Regions from separate parts of the Homo sapiens genome. Here region 1 is linked to region 2. Evidence: chromatin contacts called from ENCODE Hi-C or POLR2A ChIA-PET data. All regions are on one chromosome and are shown on one strand. The core of a region is the stretch at or near the end of the contact, and the rest is flanking DNA. Distances in the headings are between cores, read along the strand shown. Region 1 holds the start of FGFBP1 (fibroblast growth factor binding protein 1). Region 2 overlaps BST1 (bone marrow stromal cell antigen 1).

The links. A loop is a pair of places that touch in the nucleus more often than their neighbours do. ChIA-PET counts read pairs that join two places held with the same protein, here RNA polymerase II (POLR2A).
Region 1: a loop to region 2 is called in a map of GM11168, with 2.5 times the contacts of the local background. The contact joins the promoter of FGFBP1 here to the enhancer-like site in region 2. A Hi-C loop is called at or near these places in 1 of 168 maps with a recorded cell type or tissue (GM11168). POLR2A ChIA-PET finds 5 or more read pairs at or near these places in 1 of 52 experiments (BJ).

The regions. Positions count from the first base shown.
Region 1 is chr4:15,937,295-15,940,508 of GRCh38, forward strand. FGFBP1 (fibroblast growth factor binding protein 1) reads right to left here and starts at 1,446. Exons shown (of 3, transcript NM_005130.5): 1 at 1,393-1,446; 2 at 957-1,177.
Region 2 is chr4:15,717,971-15,721,165 of GRCh38, forward strand. It overlaps BST1 (bone marrow stromal cell antigen 1), which reads left to right. Exons shown (of 9, transcript NM_004334.3): 7 at 937-1,023. Among named protein-coding and RNA genes, the nearest start is that of BST1, 17 kb to the left of the region's middle. Within about 2 kb of position 1,706, at least 2 of the 41 ENCODE cell types and tissues checked have a DNase peak (open chromatin) inside an H3K27ac peak, as active enhancers do.

The DNA of each region.
Region 1 (3,214 bases), core at 196-2,695, 220 kb after region 2:
GGGGTGGGTGGGGTTGTGGGGGTGGGGGAGCTTTTTGTGGGGAAGTAAGAGTTTAAGGAAAGGTGTGAGGTGGGGTGGTTGTCTGATTTGCCTGGGCAAAGTGAATCAGGGTGGAGAGAGGTGAATTTCAACCAGATAGTTCACACTACAAGATCGAAGACAAGGATCATGAGAAATCATTGAATCAATAGGATGAACACCAACGTCACACTGAACTGCATGAATCTGATCATGTGTACAATAAAAACCCATGCTTAACAGAAGAAGAGAAGTCAGTTTCTATATGACACCTCCTGTGTGCTAAGTACTGGTCTAGGGTTTGATTCCCACCTTGTGAAATCCACACAAGAGCTCTTCCAGGTAGCTATTAATATGTCATCCCAGGTGACAGCTCTGACTCTTAAGGCTCAGACAGGTAAGTAAATTGCTCAGGATCTCATAGTGGGCAAGTTCAAAGCTGGTATGGGTAGCCAGATCAATCTCCTTATTCCTTTCTGTCACCCCTGGTTGATCACTTTTTGCTTTTCACATTTACTCTGCCCTTTAAAAACATTGCCAAAGAATAAGAAAAACAACTATGAACAATGACAATTTAGTTTCATATAACACATAATGATAAGATGATTTGTATTATTTGTGCTCCATTTAAAACAAAACACAGAATTTTTTATAAAAAGAGGCAGACCCAGGAAATGGTCCTGATCTGATTTCTACCCTAGAAGTTGGCCATCTTCTAGGGTTAAGAAGGAGAAAGACAATCACAAAAGGGCAGAGAACAGCAATAAATGGTGAAGAGGAGACTGGATATGCCAGAAAAACACCCAGTCATTTCTCACGGCCCTGGGGCTCAGCCCCCACCTGCCCATGATGGAATGCAGGCCCAAGGAACTCCAGGCCCTTGGTGGAGTGAGAAGTGGCAGCAGGTAATAAAGCTGTTAAAGGAGCGAGGCTCTTACCTTGTTCTGAGCACACGGATCCAGTGCAATCCCAGGCAGTGCGAGTGAATTGCAGGCTGCAGCTGTGTCAGGTAGAGTGCAAGGGGGGTAGACTATTCAACAGGAGCCAGGCTGACTGGGTTTTTATAACACTCACTGGGTTTTTACAACACTGTGGCACGTTACTCACAGCTCCTCCCAGCCACGCCCCTCCGAGGGAGCCGGTTCCTGCAGGGAAAGTGCTGGATGTAATCCAGTGAAAAGGGGGGTTACCTGCATGCCATCAAACGCTTCCTCTAGGCCCTTCCCTGTCCACCCTGTGGCCAGGATAGGAGGACAACTCAGCCTCACAGTGACCCTCCTTGATGGGGAGAGGACCCCAGCAGTGATGTCTATGGAGGAGTAAAATAACTATAATGACATGATCCGAGCTGCCAAACTACTGAGCCCATTTTACCTGAGTTCTCCTTTTCCCTCATCACATCCGCTCTAGTAGGGAGTGCAATGATTCCTCCCCTTTTACAAAAGCAGGAATTGGTTCTGGAGATATGTAAGAGCTTGTCCAAGTTCACAGAGGCAGGAAAAGGAACATCTCAAAATTAAAAGTGAGATTCTCTACATCCATGGTCTGATCTCTTCCTGCCTGCCACTCTCAATAAATCTTTGTTGAATGGGTGACTGAAGTTGCCGAAGTTTTCGTAGTGTCTGAGTTCCTTTTTCCATCTGAAGTTACTACATAAGCAGAGGATACCCTAATTCTAGAGGCAGGGAAATTTACATTAAAAATTCCCTCTTTTTTATCAGGGAATTCTACCAGGCTCTGAGAGGCTGGTAAAGAGGGAATTTTTAATATAAGATTACTGTTGTAAATACTTACCTTCAGGTCTCATTCAGAGAGCTCAGGCTGCCCTGCCTGCTACAGGCACAGTCCCACACCAGAATGACCCAGGTGGAATCCTGGCCACAGCATGTGTTTAGCTGAGTGCTATGCCCAAACCACTTAGCCTCTCCCATCATCCATTTGCAGTGTGCTGACAATAACAACGTCTCCTTTATAGCTGCATACTAAATTTTTACTGGGCTAAGCTGTTAACATAAAGTGGAGCAGAATCGTTTTGCCTCATGACAGGGTCTTAAGTTGTATACTTTGAAAACAGACATTTGTTATTTACATATGCAGCATTTAAAAAGAAACTCACTTCTACAGGGAAGATGTGGCCCTCATTATATATTATCACCTCACCTTTCATAGATTTTCAGAAGAAGAAATTGTTCACTTTTCCTTAATTCAGCCATAAGAAAACTATTGTTTAGTGTGATATTAAATGGCAACTGACTTTTGGGTTTGAGATAAGGCAATAGGGAGTGATGGGGACTGTGGCAAACTAGAGAGTCTCTGCCTCCATAGAGGTCAACACTCATCTCCAATTGACTGAGAAAATGCAGGGATTAGGCTCAGTATTGTCACACTGTCTGATTTTTAAAATGACATCCCCAAATCCAGATGTGTTTATATGAAATTGGTTGGCAGCTAATTAAAATTTTCTAAAAATAAAGCTGTAGCTCAACACTATGCAGGCCAAAACTTGTAACTGTGTTTGGATTTTATGAACGATCCACCTGTTTGAGAATTCCGTGGTCATAGCTATAGATGTTGACCAATTTACTCAGAGGCTCAGTCTCTGCATGAATCTGTTGGAAGAAGCCATTTCTGAAGCTGTGTGCCTCTCTCCTAAAATTGCCTCACCCAGGGGTCCGTCCTCACTATCCTCACAAACACCCCGCTGAGGCCCTGACCTCCACGAACAGGCTCTCTCATGCGGTATTTTGGAGGATTATTTGGACATAGGCAAGGCAAAGCTGCTTTGCTCAACAAGGGGAGTCTCCTACAAAATGGAAAATTCTACTTGATCCTTGGGAGGCAGGCAGATTCTTTCTGGAGGCAGATTGCAGTTGGAACACAAAACATATTTACAAGGAAACATGTGGACTCCGGGGTCTTTCTGGGAAGTGCTTCTCTGAGCTTTGCCAGGTAACACTGCACATTCCCCACTGGCTCCTTGTGGCCCTTCCCCTTCCTGTGACTCCCATCCCAGCGTCTGCTTTGCTCTTTCCCTTCTAGACTCAGCAGCACAGCATCAGAGCAGGCTGTGGGGCAGTCACCTCCTTGGCTCATCCTGCCCTTCCAACCTCATTTCCAGGTACTCACACGCAGACACATAAATACACATACACACTGACACACATACAAAGACACACACAAACACACACTGACACAC
Region 2 (3,195 bases), core at 456-2,955:
TTGTGAGTTATTTGTGCAGGAAGCCTATGTGTCCTGGACCATGAAGAAGGTAGACTTATAGCTTATCTGCTTTGTCTTTTTGCTTTACCCTGCTCCTGCCAGCCTGGCTCCTTTTTCCTAATTAGGACTCCACAGCAACAAAGTTTGTTGTAGTGTAAATGGTATCGAAATGAAAGAATCAACCTAGGTCTTCAACAAGAGAGGACGGGTTCCATGAGTTATGGTCTGTTTATGTAAGGGAGGCCATGCTGGAGCTAAAAATAATGGCAGAGAAGTGTGTGTGTGTGTGTGTGTGTGTGTCTGTGTATACACACACACACAGAGACAGGAGCTAAAGCAGACTACAAAACACATTGGATAGCAGAGACCCTTTGCTTTATTTTTAAAATCTTGCAGAAATAAATATATTCTAAAAGACTAGACCTATATACACCAAAATGTTAACAGAGCTATCTCTAGGGGTGTGAGATTTGGGGTAATTTTTTAAAATTTTTGTTTATTTGCATTTTCTAATATTTTAAAATTTGTATGTTTTGGTGGTTACTTAAAACTTCAAATGAATATACTGTAGTGTAGGGTGAACAAATTGGCAGGTAGCATTGTGTCGAGCCCCTGGAGCACATTGCAGATATGTGTCACTGTCTGGGGACAGACTGCACAGGTGGCTGACACCACGCACATGCACTGGCCCTGGCTCTCCCAGTGCTCCTGGCTGCCCAGCTTCAGGCCCGGTGCTGGGGTCCTCAGAGCATCGTCTCTTGGGTCCTGCAGGTTTACCGGAAGCAGCCCTTTTTAAACCAGAGACATTCCAGTTTTCTTTCTGAGAGTAGAATATCCAGGAGCACATGGTCAAAAGAAATTATGTTTAACCCAGAAACAACTTCCTCTTCCTCCTCTTATTTGCTTACTTTTTAATTATATATTTTCATGTTTTAGGGAATCCTGCGGGGAAGGCAGCATGAAAGTCCTGGAAAAGAGGCTGAAGGACATGGGGTTCCAGTACAGCTGTATTAATGATTACCGGTAGGTGGCCTATATATCAATGTGCTCTTGTAGAGGTGGTGTATGATTTTGGAGGAGGTGGGCTGCCGAAAGGGTATTGATGGCTCTCAGCTCTGAAGGCCATGGTGTCTTCCGGGTGGCTTCTCGGTGTGGAGGCAAGGAGCACTTTCTGGCCTGAGTTTGGCCAGGGCCCCACCCACTGCTGTCCAGAGTCCATCTTCACGGCACTGGACGTTTAAAGAACACACAGAGCAGCACTTTCTCATTTGCTCATGCCCAGTTCTCTCCTCACTGTGCTTACTGTGCAGCGAGATGCTGGAGTACAGGGACTGAGGTTCCTATGTCTTTGGATCTCTGTGGGATCCCTGTGCATGACAGGTGCTAAGGTGGGAGCTTGTTTGAGGTATTTACAGACACATCTTGACCACAGACCAATAGGAAAATAATAATAACTACCACTTGGTGAGCAGCTATGGGCCAGACACTTTATATATTTATAATCAGGTATCATTTGTGGGCCTTGTTGCTTGGACATTTTTTTTTTAAAAAACTTGGCTCAAGCCCTAAGGTAGTTGCAAGCCATCTCTGGACTCAAACGCCTGCCTCTGGCTCTCTCTGCCCCAGCCCCTAAGACTGTGGACCTGCTGATTCTGCAAGGGGCTGGAATCCAACATTGCAAAAACTGAGTGGTTTTCTTGAACATTTCTGAGTGTCGCTGGGTGGAAATGACGTCAGTGGTCTTTTGTTGCCTAACACCCTTGATTATCCTGCTTCTCTGCCACTCTCTGCCTTCCAGCAGCCCCATGGGCTGGATCATTCTCCCAGCTGAGCAAAGCACCCTAAACGTGTGAACCACTCCCTCCCACTCCATGCCTCCTCAAGACAAGGAGCCCCTCAAGGCTGTTCTGTTATCTGTACCTTTTACTCATAAATTATTGCCAGTGCTCTCAAAAGTTAGATGTTGTTTATCACCCCTTTTAAATACAAAACAAGGCAAATGTCCTTTTCTGGAAATATAATCTATGTACAGAAAAATATACAAACCATGAGTACACAGGTGGATGAAGTTTCCCCCATTTAGTGCATACCTGCAACCAGCCCTCAGACCAATAAACAGAACATACTCAGCATCCCCAGGGGCTCCCATTGGCCTCTTTTGGTCACCACCCCCATAGTAACCACTCTCTAGATTTATAATGCCATTAATTAGTTTTATCTGTCTTTAAGCTTTAAACTCAGTGACAGAGCTGAGTTTTGAACCCAGCTTTGCATGGCCTTAACGCACGCTCTTTCCCTCCTGCTACCAAGCTCTTCCTTCCTTAATTGAAGCTCCAGTAGTACATTTTAAAAAACATTCAATTCTTGGCCGAGTGCAGTGGCTCATACCTGTAATCCCAGCACTTTGGAAGGCCGAGGCGGGCGGATAACAAGGTCAGGAGTTCGAGACCAGCCTGGCCAACATGGTGAAACCCCGTCTCTACTAAAAATACAAAAATTAGCCGCGTGTGGTGACTGGTGCCTGTAATCCCAGCTACTCGGGAGGCTGAGGCAGGAGAATCACTTGAGGCAGAGGTTCCAGTGAGCCAGGGTGACAAGAGCCTGGGTGACAAGAGCAAGACTCTGTCTCAAAAAAAAAAAAAAAAATCAGTTCTTAATCCAAAACAGCTCAATAGCCAAGTGCAGTGGCATGCACCTGTAGTTCCAGCTATTTGGGAGGCTGAGGTGGGAGGATTGCTTGAGCCCAGGAGTTCAAGGGAACAGTGAGCTATGATGGTGCCACTGCACTCTAGCCTGGGTGACAGAGCAGGACCTGGTCTCAAAATAAAACAAAGTAAACCCCTAGCCATCGCCCCCTCAAAAACAAACAAACAAACAACAACAACAAAAAGCTCAATGATGGAGAAAATTGTAGCTAAAATTGTTGCATTCACAACCACTTTGCTTTGTTTTTATGTCATTGGGCTGAGTTATAATAGCCGGGCCAGAGCCCAGGTCTCCTTGCCCCTCACGGCTGCCCTGGGTCTGGGCTTATGTGCTTCCTCTCTATTGTGTCCCTACCTCAGTCAGCCTCAGGGCTCTTCTCTTCCAGGCCTGACTCAGTAAAGAAATGAGGAAGCTCCCATTTCTTTATTGCCCATAGGCTGTTTCTGTGTTAGTGTCAGGAGCAGAGAGGATATAATGAAAGGTATAAAT